Regions from separate parts of the Homo sapiens genome. Here region 1 is linked to region 2. A link is an interaction called in ENCODE POLR2A ChIA-PET data of the cell type or tissue named here. Cell type or tissue: OCI-LY7. All regions are shown on one strand. Each heading gives the region's core, and the rest is flanking DNA. Links, peaks and the distances in the headings are about the cores only.

Region 1 (9,499 bases), core at 1-8,000, 110 kb before region 2:
TCATGGTAATGGAGGCTGGGAAGTCCAAGAGCATGATGCTGGCATCTGCGTAGTGTCATCTCATGGTGGAAGATGGAAGGCAGAAGTGGGCACGATACAGAGAGAGGTACCAGCTGCCAGACTTATTTTATAATAACTCATTCTTTTTTTTTTTTTTTTGAGACAGTCTCACTCTGTTGCCCCAGCTGGAGTGCAGTAGCGTGGTCTCAGCTTACTGCAAGGTCTGCCTCCCTGGTTCATGCCATTCTTCCACCTCAGCCTCTGGAGTAGCCGGGACTACAGGTGACCGCCGCCGGCTAAGTTTTTGTTTTTTTGTATTTTTAGTAGAGACAGGGTTTCACCATGTTAGCCAGGATGGTCTCGATCTCTTGACCTTGTGATCCGCCTGCCTCGGCCTCCCAAAGTGCTGGGATTACAGGCGTGAGCCACCGCGCCCGGCCTAATAACTCATTCTTGCTATAACTAACCCACTCCCATGCTAGTGACATTAAACCATTAATAAGGGCTCTGCCCTCATGATCGAATTACCTGTTATTAGGCCCCATCTCCTAACACTGTTGCATTGGAAATTAAATGTCTAATACATGAACTTTGGGGGTAAACATTCAAACCATAGCAATATTGCTGGAATTAAGCTAATATAAATCTGAAGTTGTTCATAAACCCCAAAGCAATCACAAAAATACTACATTAGAAAATATTCACTTAATGACTAAATGCAAATGAAAGCATAAAGTAAGAACAGAAGAAAAAATAGACATTGAGAAATACAGACATCCAAAAGTAGAATAGAGTTAGATGTAATTCTCAGTATATAGACAATAAAAATAAATGTGAGAGAATAAAGCAGTCCAATCAAAAGACAGAGATTGTCAGACTTGATTAACAAACAGGATCCAAATATATTCTGTCTGCAGGAGAGGCACTTTAAATTCAAAGACACAATAAATGAAAAGTAAAAGGATGGAAAAAGATGATCTTGCAAACAGCAACTACAAGAAAGGTGGAGTGGCTATGTTAATAGCTTACAAAACAGACTTTAAAGCAAAAAATATTACTAGAGATAGGGATATTTCTTAATGATAAAAGGGTTAATCTGCCAGGAAATGATAACAATTAAAAACACATATGTACCTAATAATAAGGCACCAAAATACACAAAGCAACAACTGACAGAAATGAAGGGAGAATTAGACAATTCAATAATAATAGTAGGAGACTACAGTACCTCACTTTTAATGGTAGAACAACTAGACAGAGGATCAACAAGGAAATAAAAGACTTGAACAACACTCTAACCAACTAGACCTAATAGGTGTCTATAGAACACTCCACCCAACAACGAACTATACATACTTCTGAAGTACACATGAAACATTTTCCAGGATATAGACCATACTAGGTGATAAAAGAAACCTCAATACATTTTTTTTTTTTTAAGACAGAGTCTTGCTCTGTCGCCCAGGCTGGAGTGCAGTGGCACAATCTTGGCTCACAGCAACCTCCGCCTCCCAGGTTCAAGCGATTCTCCTGCCTCAGCCTCCCGAGTAGCTGGGACTACAGGCACCCGCCACCATGCTCCCTGACTAATTTTTGTATTTTTAGTAGAGATGGTGTTTCACCATGTTGGTCAGGCTGGTCTCGAATTCCTGACCTCAGGTGATCTGTCCACCTTGGCCTCCCAAAGTGCAGGGATTACAGGCGTGAGCCACTGTGCCCAGCCATAAACCTCAATAAATGTAAAAAGAAAGAAATAATATGAACTATGTTCTCCAACCAAAATGGAATTAGAAATCAAAAGCTAGAAAAAATTTGGGAAACTCACAAATATGTGTATATTAAACTAGGTCTTCCTAGGTATTCCTTTCTTCAAAATTGCTGATGATTATACATATGTATTCAGAGTTTATCTTAAGTTTGTCTCTCCTTTCTACTCCCAGAAAGCTCTTTGAAAACAAGACTATGTCTATTTTGATTACCACTGTACCCTTAACACAGTGTCTAGCATATGGTAGGAATTCAGTATCTATTTGTGGAATGAATGATTGAAGGTTGAAAAAATGACTTATGTGGGAATGGAGATTTGTTCATCTATTTATTCATTCCACAAATATTTATTGAGCACTTATTATGTGCCAGATCCTGGGGATATAACAGCAAAAAAGACAAAATTTCTGCTTCATGAAGCTTACCTTCTAGAGGGTAACACAGACATTAAACAAATAGATATATATTATAACTTAAGTGCTATCAAGGAAAAAAAACCCCCGAGGCAGTTATTTTAGATAGAGTGGTTGGGTAAGGCCTCTTTGAGATTTTAAAGGACATCCGGAAGAAATTGACAGAATGAGCCATGAAATAGTCATCCCTCGGTATACACAGGGGATTGGTTCCAGAACCCCCATGTATACCAAAATCCACGGATACTCAAGTTCTCCAGTCAGCCCTGTAGAACCTGCATAGAGGAAAAGTTGGCCCTCTGTATGTGGGTTTTGCATTCCAGGAATACTGTCTTTTCTTTTTTCTTTCTTTCTTTTTTTTTGAGACTGGATCTTGCTCTATCACCCAGGCTGCAGTGCAGTGGTACGATCATAGCTTACTGCAGCCTCGATCTCCTAGGCTCAAGCAATCCTCCTGCCTCAGCCTCCTGAATAGCTGGGACCACAGGTGCACCACCACACCCAGCTACTTTAAACATTTTTTAGTAGAAATGAGGTTTCGCTTTGCTGCCCAAGCTGGTCTCGTACTCCTGAGCTCAAGCAATCGTCTCACCTTGGCCTCCCAAAGTGCTGAGATTACCGGCATGAGCCACTGTGCCTAGTTGAAATACTGTATTTTTTTTTTTTTTTTTTTTTTTTTTGAGACAGAGTCTCACTCTGTCGCCCAGGCTGGAGTGCACTGGCGCAGTCTCAGCTCACTGCAACCTCCACCTCCCGGGTTCACGCCATTCTCCTGCCTCAGCCTCCTGAGTAGCTGGGACTACAGGCACCCGCCACCATGCCCGGCTAATTTTTTGTATTTTTAGTAGAGACAGGGTTTCACCGTGTTAGCCAGGATGGTCTCGATCTCCTGACCTCGTGATCCGCCCGCCTCGGCCTCCCACAGTGCTGGGATTACAGGCGTGAGCCACCGCGCCCGACCTGAAATACTGTATTTTCAATCTGTGTTGGGTTGGGAAAAATCCACCTGTAAGTGGAGCCGGGTAGTTCATACCCATGTTGTTCAAACGTCAACTTTACTCACAAAAATGTAGAGTCATTAAAATCTTAACAGGCAAGAAAAATAACAGGTCAAACTGAATTCTGTAAGGTTGTGCACCAATAATTACCTATTATTTCTAAAATTTAGGGAAATGAAATAACAAATCAGTTAGATTAGAACTTCATCTCAAAAACCATGCAGCCCAGGTAAATTTGTGTACTGAGAAACATTAGGAAAAAGCAAGAGGATACTTACGCTGAATCAAAACAAGTTGTCTCACACCAACCCAGAAAATGTTACTTTTACAACTAGATCTGAGATATGCGCTTAACATTTTAAACGAAGATTTACTGACTGTAATGGTGTCCAATACCACTCTCCCAGAGTTTTCAAGGGAATAGGAATTAGGTTGTATAATCCACGTGGTTAGATTCCACTATCTATTCCATCTAGCCCGGGAAGACTCCAACTATCTTTCTTCACCATGGATACAGGGACCTAAGTTTGGCTGTAAGAGTATTCTTTGTTTGATAGCCAAGGCACTGAAAAGTGACTACACACTACTCTCCTCCCAGGCAGATCTCTGACTGATCACAATATATCCAGCTCCATCCAGATATCCAGATCTCGTATCCTTTTTCGAACTCACATCGTCCCCACCCTTCTCCCCAAAAAAGCCACACAGACGGAGTCAGAGAACGGAGCCTGATCCCTTCAATCAACCCCTTAGCCTGCTCCAAGACTGAATTTCACGCCCCGCCCCCCCCGGCCCCAACCTGCAGTTTGAGCGTGGACAACCTCAGCGGCAGAGCCCGCCTTGGTTCGGTATCAGGGCCTGGGATCCTGCTGGTCCAGATTCACCGGCCCCAGGCAGACTGGATGAAACACACTGGGCCGCGATGCTCGTCAGATCCCGACCACTCCTGGAGCAGGAGGCGGCAGACACACTGACAAACAGGGTGACGCGCACACCGTGCGCACAACGCGCATCACTTGTCCGCAGAAGTGGAAGACGTACCTGGCTCGCAGAGTTGGGTCCCGAGCCGGCTGTCGGGAGGTGCTGCCCAAGGGTCAGAGGTCCAAACTGGACTTGGCCACCCTCACGATTCTCACTTGGAGCAGCCCTGCGGTGGCCCAGCTGCAGCGGCACAGTCCCGGCGCCTTCTGATTGGCTCAGCTACAGCCCCTCGCGTATTCGCTTCCGGGTGAGAGGTGCCCGGTCGCCCCAGCAACCAAGTCGCACCTGGAGCTGTCCTAGCGCCTAGTTCTCTCCCGGCCGCAGAGCTGGCCGCCCAGGGGGAGTCGCAGAGTTTGGAAGATCTCTCTAACACCTCTCGGCCAAGTGAGTGTCCCTCCTCCTAACGACCCGGGCAGAGAAGAGCTCCTTTAAGTCGAACTAGCGTGGAGTCAGAACCTGCTTGGCTCCCGGTAACTCCTGTGGGGGTGTGATATATTTCCTGACCGTCTAGCCGAGGGGCACGGGGGAACCCCTGGTCTGGGAATCTAGCTCTGATTCTGTTGTTAATTCGCTGTTGAGACACCCGAGGCGCGTGCCAACCTCCCTGGGCCTCAGTTTCCGCTATGGTGCCGGGTGGTCTCTGTGAGGTTCCCTCTAGCTCTGACGTTCCCAAGTTTCGAATGTAGAACATTTTAGCGGCAATTGAAAACAGTCCAGTTTCTGATATGATTACGTTTAATGCTCTGCTTCATAGGCACTTAACGATTCCTTCCGAAGTGCCCTTCATTCACTAGACGTTCTGTTACTATTAGTACTAAACACGGAGTCGGACAGTGGGGTGAGAAGAGATTTGACTAATCTGCCATCCGTGTCCTGGAGGAACTGGGTGGGATAGGGGATCCCGATACAAAAGCATGGTTTTAATAGAACCTTAAGTACTACAGTAGGAATAGGCCCAGAGTGCCGTGGGGGTTCCTGAAGGAGTCTGAGGTTGACAAGTAATGAGAAGAAAGGCTTTGTGGGAGAGCTCATACCTGAGCTGGGGCTACAAGAATACAATAGCTAATATTTACAGAGTTTAGACACTGGGCTAAGTGCTTTAACTAGATTAGCTCATTTACTTGATTTGCCCCATCTAAGGATGAGGAAACTGAGGCATAAGATAATTATTTGTCCAAGGTCAGAGAAAATGGTGGAGTCTGGATGCAAAGGTAGGTAGTCCGATGCCAGAGCATGAACCCCTAACTACTACACTCTATTTTGCCAACTCTTGAGGATGAATAGCAGTTAACCAGGTAAAGAAGAGAAGGGTGTTCCACCCAGAGTACGGCATGGCATCTGTGGGAAACTACAAGCAGATCTGGTAATCTAGTTAGTTATCATTAGTTAAACACTTAGAAAGTAGCTCTGACGCCTGTAGTTCCAGCTACTTGGGAGGCTGAGGCAGGAGAATGGCGTGAACCCGGGAGGCGGAGGTTGCAGTGAGACGAGATCAAGCCACTGCACTCCAGCCTGGGCGACAGAGCGAGACTCCGTCTCAAAAATAAATAAATAAATAAATAAATTAAATTAAATTAAATTAAATTAAAAAATAAAAAAGAAAGAAAGTAGCTCTGTGTCCCTGCTCTCTTGGAATTTCACATCTTGCAGACATGTAAATAACTAATTAATGAGCACACATGGCAATTTCTGTATACCACCATACTTCACCCTTTATCCACAACCAAATCTTAGAAATTATGGGGAAAAAATAAGCAAACATAACTAAATTCAGATTTTTCTAAGATTTAGTGTTAATTAGTGTCTATATTTAACCCCTAAACGAGATCAGAATTCTAGCAAGATTGCTCTCTATCCTCCACACCATTTCCATATTGATATTACCTGAGTTTTAGTTACAGATTCTTTTTTTTTCTTTTTGAGTTTTTAATTTTGGTGTAGATGGAATCTCACTATGTTGCCCAGGCTGGTCTCAAACTCCTGGGCTCAAGCAGTCCTCCCACCTCACCCACCCAAAGCGTTGGGATTACAGGCATGAGCCACCAGATTCTATTTTTAAAACTTAATTTTTTTTATTTTATTATTTTTTTAAGACAGAGTCTTGCTGTCTCACCCAGGCTGGAGGGCAGGGTGTGATCGGACTCACTGCAGCCTTCACTTCCTGGGCTCAAGCGATCCTCCCACCTCAGCCCCCAAGTAGCATGGACAACAAGCATGCAACACCACACCCAGCTAATTCTTGTATTTTTTGTGGAGAATGGGTTTCACCATGTTGCCCAGGCTGGTCTCGAACTCCTAGGCTCAAGCAACCCACCCTCCTCAGCCTCCCGAAGTGCTGGGATTCCAGGCATGAGCCAGTAATTCATCCTACCAGCGTGCCTGCCAGTTTCCATGATTTTAGATTGATAGTTTCGTTGGATGTAGAATATTAGGTTGAAAATAATTTTGTCTCGGAATTTTAAAGACATAGTGCCATTTTTTTTTAGAATCCACTGTTGCTAATGTCAGTCCTTTGTAGTTTATTGTAGGTAATCTGGTTTTTGTTTGCTTGTTTTTAACTAGCCTAGCTGGCCTTTGGTCTTTATGTCATGAAATTGTACTGTAACCTGTCTAGGTGTGGGATTTTGCTTAGTTCCCATTTGTAGTCCAAGCAGTCATTTTCTTCAGTTCTGAGAAAAATTTGGCTATTTATTCAAATATCCCTTATTCTTTCCCTCTGGAATTCTTATTAGACTGACAGTAGCCTTTTGGATCCACTTTCCATCATTTTAAAATTCTTTGTGCTACTTTCTTTTTTTTTAATTAAAAAATTTTTTTTCCAGCCATCTCACTCACACTTTGTGCTACTTTCTAAGCACATTTTTCAACCTAATGTTCCAGTTCACTAATTTGTTTTCAATTGTATCTATTCTGCTTTTCATCCCTTCTAAGAAGTTTTATTTCACCAATTATATTATTCATTTCCTGGATTGCTAATTGTTTTTTGTTTTTTGTAATCACCTGTTCCTATTTCAAGGATACTAATACTCTCCCTTTCTCTCTGAGGATGTTACAGTTTAAGTCCTCTACCTATTGTGTTAACTCTGTTTCCTCAGTGATGAGCCTCCAAGCCTTTCTCAAGTGGTACCTAAATTAATTTTTAAATTCCCTTGCCCCACCCGTAAAGACTGATTCAGTAGATGTGGGGTAGAGAGAAGAAACTTAGAAGCATCTCAGGTGATTCTGAAGGATGGGCCTGCATACCGTCTCTACATAAGTTTTCTTCAGTATCGGAAAATACAGTTTCTAGTTTTAGTCCAGTAAGTGTCCAGGGATCTGAGGCCCAGAGTCCCCCTCAGTCTTGCGGTCCTCTTTCTTCCTTTTTCACTTGGTCTCCATTCCAGTCTCATTCTGTGTGGACCTACCAGCCCTTCCCCACTTGCTATCTTTATTTTCCATTTCTTCCTATTGCCAATTTAAAGATTCCTCACTCCACCTTACCTCTGTGGGACAATCAGTAAATCATATGGGCTACCAAAGAGAAATAAAAACATATCCACACAAAAATCTGTACACCAATTTTTTTTTTACTCCTAGGAAGCTGTATGTTTTGAAAATGTACATCAGTGTTTATAGCAGTATTATTCATAATGGCCTCAAACTGGAAACAACCTACATGTCCATGAACTGATGAATGAATAAACAAAATATGCTGTTTCTGTACAACATATTTATACAATATACTTGGCTATAAAAAGGAATGAAGTACTGATACACGATGCAACATGGATGAGCCTTGGAAACATTAAGTGAAACGAGCCAGACATAAAGGACCACATATTATATGATTTCATTTATAAGAAATGTCCAGAATAGGCAAATCCCTGAGGCAGAAAGTAGATTAGTGGTTGCCAGGGGTTTGGGGTTGTGGGGTGAGGGGTGTTTGAGGGGAATCATAATGGGTAACTGCTAATGTGTACAGAGTTTCTTTCTGGGATGATTAAAATATTCTAAAATTAGATTGTGATGATAGTTGCACAACTCTGAATATACTAAAAAAATCAAATTGTATTTTTTTAAAGGGTAGATTTTGTGGTGTGTGAATTATATATTAATAAAGCTATCATAATAAATAAATTTTAAAAGAGATCATCTAGGCAAAATTGTTTATTTCCCCGGGACCCTACATTAGACAATGGAAATACCAAGTAATCATGATATGATGTGATCTTGAGAAGTAAGTCCATTTGGATAGTGCTGAAAGCACATTGGGTATAGGTCTTATGACATAAGAATGTTTACACTTGGTTGGGTGTGGTGGCTCACATTTGCATCCCCAGCACTTTGGGAGGCTGAGGCGGGAGGATCGCTTGAGCCCAGGAGTTTGAGACTGGCCTGGGCAATGTAGTGAAACCTTGCCTCTATCGAAAAAAAAGTAAACTTATGTCACTGTTTTTAAATCTTTTAAAACAGCTTCAGAAGTGTATAAGATCAGCTTTATCTTTCCAAATGGAGACAAGTATGGTAAGTATACGCTTCAATTACTTTTTCTGTATAGAAAATTAAATAGCTTAGGAATAAAAAACTGAGACTGTTAAATTTTATAAAACTACTATTAGGATATTAACTTTATTAACTAAAATAACAGAAATCCTAATAGATAAAGAGCTTTTAAAATCAAAATTCCAATGCCTTGGAAACCTATGGGATCTGTCAATCTTCCTGGCCCTTGAGTCTCAATTGTTACAAGATGTTCTGTGTCCATGGATTTTCTCATCTCTGGTCTCACTGGTTTCAGTGCTAGGGAGCCAAAGAAACCCATGAGGTGTAGTTGCGATTAGGCCCAGACATAACTATTCTCATTTATAATCTTCAGTTTTTCTCCTCTGTTTAGATGGTGACTGTACAAGAACATCTTCTGGAATCTACGAGAGAAATGGAATAGGTATTCATACCACTCCTAATGGGATTGTCTACACAGGAAGCTGGAAAGATGACAAGGTATTATTGTTGTTTTTAATATTGGCAGTGGATAAATAACCCTGTAGGTTTAGTGATTCCAGGCATTTCACCATTAATCAAAAACTCCTATAATGAGTAGACTATATAATAAAAATAACAAATGATCATATTAACATATATTAACTTATGAGTAATATTAAACTCACTGTAGAAAGCTAATCATCGTTACTTTCTTTCTCATCTCCTATTCATTGAGTAAAGCTGAATCCGTTACATAATTTTCTCATTTAATCCTCATAATAACCTCATGAGATAGGTACCATTAATACTCTATTTTACAAATGAGGAAAATCAGGCTCAGGTTTCTTGCCCAGCTAGTAAATGATAAAACAGGAAAGT
Region 2 (11,535 bases), core at 1,725-9,724:
TAAGGCATGGAATTTACTAAACAAGTTACAAGTGCTTTTGTTGTTTAGATTTATAATATAGACTTCATGCTTCTTAAGTAGAGCTCAAAATATTTCATTGGCTCATGTATAAGGGATTATGAAATAATCTTAAAAGTTAGTAATGAGATGTTTCAAAGAAGAAAAATATTGAATAAAGTCATCATGTTCCCTTATAAATAACTTTACTGCATAATTCTTTCAGCCAAACCAATATTAACCTTGTGATGTTTAGTTACTGGTAAAGATTAATGCAATACAACAGGACCTATACTTGCGTAGTCACACAATATATGTTAAAAGAATAAGTAAACCTATTCACAGCAGCAGAATACCAAGAAATAAATGGTTAAACTGTTTCTTTCTAAATCTGAAGGAACAAAAAGGTTTTCTTCAATATGTACAACACTAATAAATTGGGACACTCCTCCTATTTTGCTGAGTCACTTAAAAATCTGAATTTAAGCTGTCATATTAGAAGACAAACAATGAAATACAAGATTAAGCTAAACTTGAGAATTAAGATCATGACCATAAATACCAACTAATTTTTGGTTTACATAAGGTAATTTTTGATTTATGGAGGGAAAAAAACCTTTAAGAATTTAGAATCATAATATAGCCTCCAGCTGACATAGTAATTGTTCTCTGGGCTGTTGTTGACTGTAGTATTAGTGTGGCATGCTCTTTGTCAAATTCAGATCCATTAAAGCATCCTTGAGTTGTTAGAGAATAGTAACCTACTAAACATAATTTGATGCCCAACAACCTTTAATTAAGCGAACTCTCAATGTATGTTTCCTGATAATGTGTAGTCTTAAAATACATCAGCCTTGAAATATTTTCATTTCTAAAAGAAATGTTCCACATTTTGGAATGTGGTTAACAAAAAGTCATGCTGCATTTACCCCCTTGTAATGTCCAGGATTCAAAAGCAGAATTTTGTAATGATGCATTTATCTCCTCAGCCATTTCTGGTCCCTGATTAAATAGATTTTCATTACTACAAGGATAAATTTGTCAACTAGTTAATGTTTCATATTGAGAAGAAGGCAAGGATGCCATTTTCTCACCTCCACCTAAGGGCATCCAATTGGCATTTTTCTAATCAGTTACCACTGCAGAAAATATTTTTACCTAAATGTAACAGTTCAGAATAAAAATATCCTCCATCCACAATGCATGTAAAACTGTTGCACAGTGAAGTGGTCTCCTAGAACCATGGGGTAGAAGAATAGTTCCCTTTGGGAGAAATAGGATTAGAACTCCAAATCTGAATTTTTCCTCTTTATAGACTAGATAGGTTGAAAAGGGGTTATCACCTTATTGAAGGCTAACACATTAGCCGAAGACATACTGAAGGGGGTCCAATGTGACTTTTACCAGGTTCTCATTTGGAATGTGCCTGGGGCAATTAAAAAGAGAAGTAATCCATGAGACATAAAAAGAGAAATCTTAGGGACAATGAGGCTGGCCCAGTATAAAGTCCAGGGAGATTCTGGACTGTCTATCATGATTAGTTGTAGCGGCTCTAGTAAGTTGGCTCACATAAATACTGTTGAATGGATGGTCTTAGGGACACTTTGCATCCAAGAGGGGATTTGAAATTAATGTTTTAGGACGCTTTTCAAAGAGGAAATATTTTATAAAGAGAAGAATGGCTACCATCATAGGAATGGTACAGATATTGAGAAAGGATTCAATTCTAACAAATAAATAAGAAAATAGGATAGACTGCTTAATGATGGTGCAGTTAACATACCTTCTGGTCTTAAAGGACTACATACTGTACTATCGTGATGTACATTTTATGCTCTAATAAATATCATAGGAAATTATTAAAGTACTAGGTTCCCACCATGTTGCAGCACTTCTAAAAATGTCTCTAATGGTGTGGTTAACAGAATTGCTGAAATGTTGCTTCATTATTCAGAGGATACATGCAGATGCTGATGAACCAGATAAACTCTCTAAGGATGGAATACTGCACATTTCACAGACATTATAGTGGAGATTAATAAAATGTTTTCTCTTCAACAAGGTGCATGCATTTCAGTCACAGTATTTGTTAGACTCAGAAGAACAGTACATACGCTTTATGAATAATCCATATTATGATAGTAATGATGCAGGTAGATGTTCTATTATGAATAGTTTTGATAAAGCAGAAAACCTCAAGCAAGGTAGAATGTTCAATATAAACCTTAACAAACTGTATACTTGTTGCTTAGGAACTTAAAACTTACTTACAAAGTTCTGCTTAAAAGATACCCATCCTATTCTAACCAAGTATCTTCCTATATGCCAAGCTGTGACTTTAGATCATTCTTTAAGATTAATACATATATCCAGAACTAGAAACCAAGGCGTACCACAAAACGTGCTTTTATGTTTAGTGTTTTTGTGTGTTTTTCAACTAAAAGAAATAAGAATCAACCATTTTCTTCATATAATAATTTAATATATGCCAGCCAAACAAAGTATTTGTATCTTTATTCAATTAAATTAAAACAGACCTGCCAGGTATATTATATAACATTCACTATATACATATGATTTAGGCAATGCAAGATAATTCTAGATATGCTGATTACTCAACTATGTGTAAAACATGAGCGGTGTCAGTGATGCCCAGCAAGTGCTCCTTTTCACATTGGGTGCCTGCATTTCCATGGTATGGTTAGAGGGATAGCTACGAGCCATGACATGGACTACCAGTAAACTTCTGTGGGAGAAGGAGGGAAAATGACAATCTAGCATAGATGAACAGTCTCCTAAATGCAAATAGAATAGTTGACAGTTATTTTTTTTTAAAAAGTTCTTCTGTCATGTTAATGACACAAAACTTCTCTTTTTTGAAGGCAACACCACCACATTTTGTTTGGGTGTGTGGGGACAGGTGGGGGGAATGCTCTTAAAATTGGTACAATTATTCCTAAAACAACAACAACAACAAAAAAGTACCTCTTTGGTGAAGCCTCGGTACCCATTCAGTTCACCGTAATAATCTGTAAACAGGCCTGTAGTACAGTGCCGGGCCTTGATTTCAACAAGGTCAGGTACCACAGCCTTTCCTCACAGTCCTTTGAGTGATTTTTAAGAAAATATTCTAAAGTAGAAGAGTAAAGCAAAGGAAAACAAAGGAAGATATTAAGATCCCTGTTTAAGTTTTTTTTTTTAAAAGTGCATAATTTGAATTACAAAAACTGTCATGTGGGCCTGCTGGACACTAGACTGTGTTTTCCATCCCTTTAATGATCACTTCACAAAAGATCACTTCACAAAAAGAGGACTCCTGCCTATTGGCCAGAAAAAGTCCCTTTATGATTTTCAGGTGCAATCAGTTGTCCAATTCCTCTAGGTCGGTCTTTCCATATTCTAAACTGGAATACCATTTCCATTGTATAATTACATCTAGGTTAAAATTCATTGTCTTATACTGCATCTTGAAGAAGAGTCGTTAGTGTTTGGAGTTCTCATTTTAACTCCTCAGTGCTGGCACATTCAGTGCATCCATTGCCAGCAATGGATTTGGGGCTAGGAAAATATACATCCCAGTACAGAGGAACTCAGGAAGAATGGGCATTCTCCAACAGTGGTGGTCCATCTCTGTGCATGGATGGGTGTGTGTGCTCCCTTTTGTAAGTTTTTGGAGGGAGTTTAGGGATATGTTGAGAAGTGCTTTGTCGTGGAGGAACAGGCGGCCCAGCAATGGAATGAAGGTCCACTTCTTGTGTCAATGGTGGTGATGGCAGATGCCTTCTTGTGCCGTGAGGAGAAGGTGTTTGAGGAGGAGGTGGTGTAAAGGGGGAAGGGCTGTTTGGGAAGAAGGCATTGCCATGGTCACTTTTTTTGCCCAAAGGGGGAGGTTGGAGATGTAGTGGTGAGCTTGAGAAAACATCAGGTGTCCTCACAGGTTCTCGTGGTGGTAATAAGGGAGGGCTTTCAGGAGGGTCTGAGATAGAGGTCCGGTCTGATATTGAATATCGTGGTGAATAGGCTTTTGATGTGGGTTGCCTAGGAGGAATGGCTGGGGGACTGTCCAAATGCTTAGACATAATCTAACAAATGAAAAGAATAAAATACACATTTATTAATAAATTTATGAAGTATCATGACTATAAGAATTAAGTTGGGGTTTTCAAACATGCTATTGGCAGGATGCTAAGTGTGGAACAGGGAGTTTTGCCATATGTTTTCTTTTTAATTAAAAAAAAATTTTTTTTTTTGAGACAATGCCTTGCTCTATTGCCCAGACTGGAGTGCAGTGGTGCAATCATGGCTCACTGTAGCCTCAACTTCCTGGGCTCAAGTGATCCCCCGACCTCAGCATCCCAAGCAGCAAGGACCACTGGCATGTACCACCATGCCTGGCTAATTTTTTTCATTTTTTGTAGAGTCAAGGTCTTGCTCTGTTGCCAAGGCTGGCATATGTTTTAAATGGGAGGTTCTGTCAATTCATAGAAAAAAAAAGTTTGCCGTAGTTTTTACTTAAATTTTTTTCCTCAAAATTTTGTTTGCTACTGCTTGCTTAGCTTATCACTCAATCTAAGATCATTTCTAATTTAGCATAAAGTACCTATTTTATAATTTTAAGTTAACTATGTTAACATTCATGAAGTTCTACAAAGAGTGTCTTGTCTTGACTTATCCTGGTGCTCTGCACTCTGGACAGCTTAAGAACTAATGAATTAAGTTTAACAGCTGGCCAAAAAGAAAAAAACAAAATTAAATAAGTAGAAATAATAGCTATTTTGAGCCTTTGGGGTCTCTTCCAAACCCAGAATTTTCATGAAAACTCCATTTAAAAGTATGTCAGATTTACTATTAAGGGCTCAGATAAGTAAATTTTAGCATATGTCAAAATACAGTTTGACTTATAATGTGCCTTCATACAAAGCTTCAGGACTTTCTCTGTATGCTTTTAAAGAACTGCTTGAAACCAAATTCCTCTTACTTTACAGATTAAAACTTTTGTTTTTTTCTGAAAATAACCATAGCCTTAGGTTTACAAGGGTCTTGAATGCATACCAAAAAACTACCTTCAGAAGAAAGAAACATTACTGCATGCTAAATCTATATGTAATCCTTGTTTAAACTATTAAGCCTGTATACTCTGAAATGTTAACTTATCCTAGTGAGAACTAAACTAGACAGCCGTTTATTATAATGAACTGTAATGATTCCAATTTCTACACAACAAGATTTCTTACTTTACCTTAGATGGTGAAGATTCTGCTGGGGCAGATTCTGGTCGTCTTCGTGGAGGAACAGGAGGAGGGACAGGCACTTCATCAGTGCCTTTGGTTAAACTTATAGATGATACAGAAGCAGATCCTGTGGGATGTTAAATTTTTAAGAAAAAGTCCACAGGAATTTTATTTCATTTATTTACCTTGAAAAGTCTTAGCTGGAAATTGCTTATAATTAAAAGTAATGTGTAGAAATACCAAAAGCTGTTCAATAAACCAATACCGAATAGTATTTCATTAAAGCAAACTGCCATAAAAGCATGCAGACATTTTTTAGCAGAATATTTAGAAAAAAGCTGCCTAAGGTATTCTGTTATTTTGCCTGAACAAAATAACATTCCCATGGTTACTCTATTATTGAAATTTTTAATTGAGTCTGATTCTCAGATGTCTGGGAGACAGTGAGCTACTGAAAATCTTTGGAATGGTAATTTTTAGATTCTATAATGGGTTCATTTTTTTCTTTGACTTTATTAGAATTTATAGAACTTCCCCACCTTACTGGATAGTCCCTGGGAGTAGAGTGTGTGCTCTTAACCACTCTCTCCAATGTCTCTCCCTAGCATTTCTCTCAAAGGATGCAAGGGAAAGAATCATAGTGTCTAGGTGAGGGGCCTCTCCTCATTTTGTTTAGTTATAGGCTCCCCTTTGCCTGTAAGCAAAAAGAGGCTCATTATACTCTAAATCCAAAAATTTTAACGGTGATGGCACTATTCAAGACAACGGAGGCAGCCCTGACCATGAAAACAGAAATTACACTAAAATCTAGTGAATCTGATTTAAGAATAAGTTGGTGGACTGGCACAAAAAAAGTAAGTAAAGCTACTAATTAGAACCTCTCTTACAGACATTTATGGTAACAAGAACATAAGGTAGGCATATAAATACACTTTGGAAAACAACACTTAAGTTAGTTGTTTATACCTACTATAAAAAAAGATGTGAAAAAAATACTTAAACCATCATTCAAAATTATAGTTGGCAGTTTTTTTTCCCTTTAAGCATTAAGCTTTTTATTTTGTCACATGTTATAAAATATAGAACTTAAAAAGAGTACTTTGTGTACTGATATTATTTAAATGATCAACATTTTGATCACCTACCTTTTTTCTTAAGAATATAGTTAATTCAGCTTGTAACTAGTATTTTCCATTGTACATATTTTGAAATTGTATGAAAGGACAGCAAAAAAATATTAGCTTAAATAATTAAAATAATGGAATTTAGTGACTTGTTAGTTTACCTTACAATTAAAATGGAACTTTATTTTGTTTATCAGTATTTAGGCTATACTTTGAATAATTACAATTATAAGAAAGTTCTTCTAAAGTCAAAAGCAGTTGTCTATAATCTATCCTGCCATCAGGCTAAGTATATTTTGTGATTTAGAAACTGCATGTAGCTGCCAGCATTCCCATATGCGCATGCATGCTCTTGCCTTTTTTTTTTTTTCAAAGTTGAGCATTAAAATATACTTAGAACTCTATAGTTGGAAAAAAGAAATGGTTAAATGTGGAAGCCACTTATTTAATATGTTCTTTTAAGAGAGAAACAAGGTTTTATAAAAAGCATGAGAAATATATAAATTTAAGCAAATCACTTATGATCTAAAGATAGCACAAGTGAAGGCCTCACTTCTAGGATGTTGCAAGCAAGGTACCAATGCTGCCAGACCCAAGAAGAGTTTTAGCAGGAAAGGTTACACTTGGTTTGATTTTTAAAGCCAAAGCAAGAATTATGAGTCTTAAACCAAATATACTAACTTGGGCCATGGGGCAGAGTAACTTGGATAAAGACGGTATCATTGCCTGTGAAAGGAAACAAGAAAAAGTAGATTTTTTTCTTTCATTGATATATTCAACTCATCTGCAAAAATTTGTATTATGATGAAAATGTTATTGTCATTGTCGTTTTAAAGAATGCTGTAACAGTTTATAGTAAAACCTCATTACTACTTACTTTTGAGAAGAAAAAAATGATATCATATTGGGAATTTAAGATTCCTTTTAGCTTTACTTGATTTCATAATTATTAAATGAAAAACATTCATAAAAAAATCGTATATTACTGAAAGACTTTTTAAAATGTAGAAACCCAATTCAAGCAAAAAGTTCAGCTGGATGTATATAAATATGCCATTTAGTAAATATTATTTTGAAAACTCAAACTTGTGAAACAAGTAATAAGTTTATTTTATGTAAGTTGAAAAATAAAAAAGTTACTAATTATATGTCTTTCAAAAATGTTCTTGGGGCATATATTCTCATCACAAAATAACTAGCACTTTGGATATAAAACAAGCTTGAAATTGATACAGGGTTTTTCCTTTTATAGTCATAAACATTTTTTTTAAAGTCATTAAACATTTGGTGCCTAGACTCATTTTACATAGGAAATTCTGATAAATTTAAATTTAGAAAGTCTAATTTCAACAATATTAATTATTTTAAGGAAAAAACTGAAAATCAAAAGCGAAAGCCCCAAGAGCATTAAAGTAGGAAAATTGAGACAAAAAGCTAGGTGATCTATACTGATTCTAAATCAATATAGTTGTTTGTTTGTACAGTGTCTCATATTAACAACAGATGGAACAGATAACGTTATAACATCCAAGAGACTAAAATAATACTAGACTGTGGTAATTTTTTTTAAATTCAGATTTCGTTTTTTTTTTTTTGCACAATAGGCAATCCCTCACATAATTTGGAATATTAAGTTTATTCAAGCATATTTGGTCAGAAGGAGGGTGATCTCACATTCCAGATTTCTAGGCAGCCCTAATTTCAAATAATCTGTCCCATTATCTGATTTCCGTATGTACTGATATTTATTTGGAACCTATGATTCCTAAGTGTAGCAATCCAGCTAATTCTAATATTACCTTTCAGAAGATTAAAATTCATTTTTCTACTCTGAAATTACATGAAGCTGTTGCTCTGCCGATGATTTTCTTCCCTATTAGCCACCTATAATTGAAGATTGCCTGGTTGTAAAAGGGAGCCAGAGATCTGACGTAATAGAGATTAAAGGAGTATCTAGCTCTAGCGTTTACCCTACTTATATATGTCCCACTTTTCCTGGAAAAGAAATAAACATATCTCCTGGAGATATGCCTCAAGAACATGATAGTACACTTAATACAATACAGGAATAGGAGTAAAATCAAAACACAAGCTCATGACTGTTACAACTATAGTCTTTAATTGTACATATGCATGCACACTTGTGTACACAGATGTAAACTTGGCTTTGAGTATATTTATATATAGCACAGGCTTAGACTCATGCATTTGGTAAATTTGGGGCACTAGTTGTCTTATTGCCTGGAAAATACTATAGAAATTCTTTTAGAATTTTACATGCACTAATCAAGAAATATATGCTAGAAATTCTTGTCAGTTAGATACTGAGTAAATTTACTGATAATGACTTAGAAGTGAAATCTAATTAATTTAAAAAACAGTATTAATTTATTAAGCATAATCCCAGATGACAGACAAATGGTCCTCAATCTTGGCTGTACATTAGAATCCTATGGGAAGTTTTTAAAAAATACTGATACCAGGTACCAATGCCAGTCTAGTGTGGGCTGGGCCTACATATTTTTTTTAAGCTCCTCAACAGATGATACTATACAGTCAGGGTTGAAACCACTCTTAAAGATACTCCCCAGTTTATAAAGGAGTCATTCTTGATAGAAACAAGCATTTTTCTATAGAAAAAAAAAAAAAGATATGATAGATAACTTCTTAAACTCACAAAAGCCTGGTAAATGCAAATATATTTGGGATTAGAAACTCATCACCTACAGCAATCTTCCAGGAGGAAAAGCCTTGCGTTATCAGCTTGACATACTTGTAATACATTCTTTTTGTTGTTAAAGAGTCCCCTAAGGGATGGAAATGGAGAAGTCAGACCTCTGACTCCCTTTTATGACCAGGCAATCTTCAAACAGGAAGGTAAAAAGAGCATTTCATCATTTTCTCCTCTCTATTATAGCAGCAGAAACAAGTAGTGAGCCAGTGGTCTTTTCTCTTTTCTCAGCAACTGTCGTCATCACCTCAAAGGTGGACCTGGCCAGGGCAAGGTGTGGAGCAGGGCTTTGAATGTATGTGTGGCAGCACTAAGTACGTGGCCACTTCTCTGCCCTGTCTTTGCCACAACGCTTTCCATGACCACTCTTGCTCATTCTGAGGTCATCTTTCTATAAGCTTCTCCAGTATTTATGTCTTTACCACTATTTTTAGCGTTTAACTGTGAATCTCTTTGCACTATGATTATTTTTAATCTCTCAGTAAGACTGCAAGCTTTCCCAGTGAAGACGTGTAAGTGTTTAGCAAGGAATAAGATATGCAGCAGATACTGGCTGAAATAATTAATTATAGGTTTTTAAAAGTAGATTATTTTGGGAAAAAACCGTAAGAGTAAAAAAAGAATAGTATAGTATTATAACTGATAAAAAAAAATTCTAGTCAAACTCTGCCTTTTGAAAAACTTAAACAATGGAACTTTGTACTGCTTTGAGTGGAATATGTTGGGATGACATATGACTGCAGTCAAGGCAGTTCTTTTCTGCCAGGCCCTGAGGGAAACAAGGAAATAGGTATTCACTCTGGTGGCAAAACAGTGGGTAGCAAGTTGGAGGCTCTGGGTGATCCTCTGGCACTCGCACATCTGTTAGTTAGGCAAAAGTGAAGACAAAAGCATGTGGAGAAGACCTTTAATACACAAAAGCAACTGATAGGTTTTAAGGGATTAGCAGAACACATGGATGGCTTTATATTACACTGGTTTATTTGATTTCAAAATCAGTTATTTTCAGTTTTTAACCAAAAACAAAGGGAGTAGTAATAGGGTTTTTCTTTATCATAAACAAAGAGAAATTGAGAAAACCCTCAAGTCTAAGATTACAAAGCCTAACTCCTGAAACAATGTTTTCTCCACCTGTCCAGCTGTTTAAGTGAAATACTGTTAACTTAATGCTATTATAACTGTTTATAACAAAGCAGGATCCAGAGCACTGCATTCTAGAATGATTTCTTCTTCGCTGCTTAGCTAGTCATTTAAAGATTCAGCACTAGTAGAGAACTTAATATGCTTATCTCCTGTTTTTTCCACCACTTTCATTTTTAGCTACTTAAACAAAGAGAAGTAGAATTTGCAACTGATGGCTTTTATGTGGTTTCAATAGTTCACTTATTTGAGAATCCTTAATGATACAGGCCTATAGCTGTCTGCTCTAGGGAAAAAATCCTGCAAACAGTTAAATGGGTCAGAATAAATAATGATTTTAAGTCAGATATACTGAAAAGGTGCTGGTTTCATTTCATTACTTAATTTAGGGGGTTGGCAAGCTGGGGAGAATAAATGGGAATCTTTTTTTACTTGGTGTCTATTTGAACTTATCAAAAATATCTGACAGCTTACTATGTGTATCACATGACTCCATGGCGGGGCACAGTGGCTCATCTATAACCCCAGCACTTTGGAAGGTTAAGGCAGGAGGTTTGTTTGAGGCCAGAAGTTTGAGATCAGCCTTGGCAACACAGCGAGACCCTATCTCTACCAAAAATTTTATAAAATTAAAAAAAAAAAAAAGACTCCATGACCTTCAGTCACCAAATAATGCCAAGTCATAGTATTCTCAAGACAAATACACTTTATTTATTTTGAGACAGGGTCTCACTCTGTTGCCCAGGCTGGAGTGCAGTGGCATGATCACAGCTCATTGCAGCCTCACACTCCTGAGCTCAAGCAATCCTCCCACTTCAGCCTCCCAAGTAGCTGGGACTACAGGTGCACACCTCTCCTCTCAGCTAATTTTTTTATTTTTTAGGAGAGATGGGGTCTCGCTGTGTTGCCCAGGCTGGTCTCAAAGTCCTGGCCTCAAGTGATTTTCCCACCTTGGCCTTCCAAAGTGTTGAAATTACAGGTGTGAGACACCATGCCCAGCCCAAATATACTTTAGATGGCCCAAAGACAACAAAGACTACTGGGTAACTACAGACGTATGTATACTACAGGAATAAACAAATAGGATTCTGGACCAAATTTCAAAATAATATACTACCAAAGAATTATTTTAAGTATATTTTTAGTTAGATTTCTTCCAACTGAGAGAATCTTAAAAATCGAATTTGACCCCCAGAAGGCACAGAAAAAGTATTTTGTCTTAAATCAGAAAGCTAATTAGCAGACTGGGATGACAAACCAGAAATTCTAACTTCGAGGTTAGTGCTTCTCAACCTCCTCCCCCATAATAATG

The links. ChIA-PET counts read pairs that join two places held together with the same protein. Peaks named below come from ENCODE experiments on the same cell type or tissue, not always from the same donor. Only the 100,000 strongest peaks of a DNase experiment are listed, where the experiment ranks them.
Region 1: POLR2A ChIA-PET joins it to region 2 with 12 read pairs; 3 of 35 experiments call an interaction of 5 or more read pairs at or near these places.

What each region holds. Positions count from the first base shown.
Region 1 is chr2:38,871,568-38,881,066 of GRCh38, forward strand. DHX57 (DExH-box helicase 57) reads right to left here and starts at 4,367. Exons shown (of 24, transcript NM_198963.3): 1 at 4,220-4,367. It overlaps MORN2 (MORN repeat containing 2), which reads left to right and starts at 4,409. Exons shown (of 5, transcript NM_001145450.3): 1 at 4,409-4,543; 2 at 8,612-8,662; 3 at 9,033-9,139. The coding sequence starts at 4,486. RefSeq lists an enhancer at 3,576-4,560. In OCI-LY7, for the core only: no CTCF peak of the experiment used is centred there; a DNase peak (open chromatin) is centred at 4,384; H3K4me3 peaks cover 2,323 bases.
Region 2 is chr2:38,982,237-38,993,771 of GRCh38, forward strand. It overlaps SOS1 (SOS Ras/Rac guanine nucleotide exchange factor 1), which reads right to left. Exons shown (of 23, transcript NM_005633.4): 21 at 7,034-7,078; 22 at 5,237-5,355; 23 at 1-4,079. The coding sequence ends at 3,588. Among named protein-coding and RNA genes, the nearest start is that of ARHGEF33, 98 kb to the left of the region's middle. In OCI-LY7, for the core only: no CTCF peak of the experiment used is centred there; no DNase peak of the experiment used is centred there.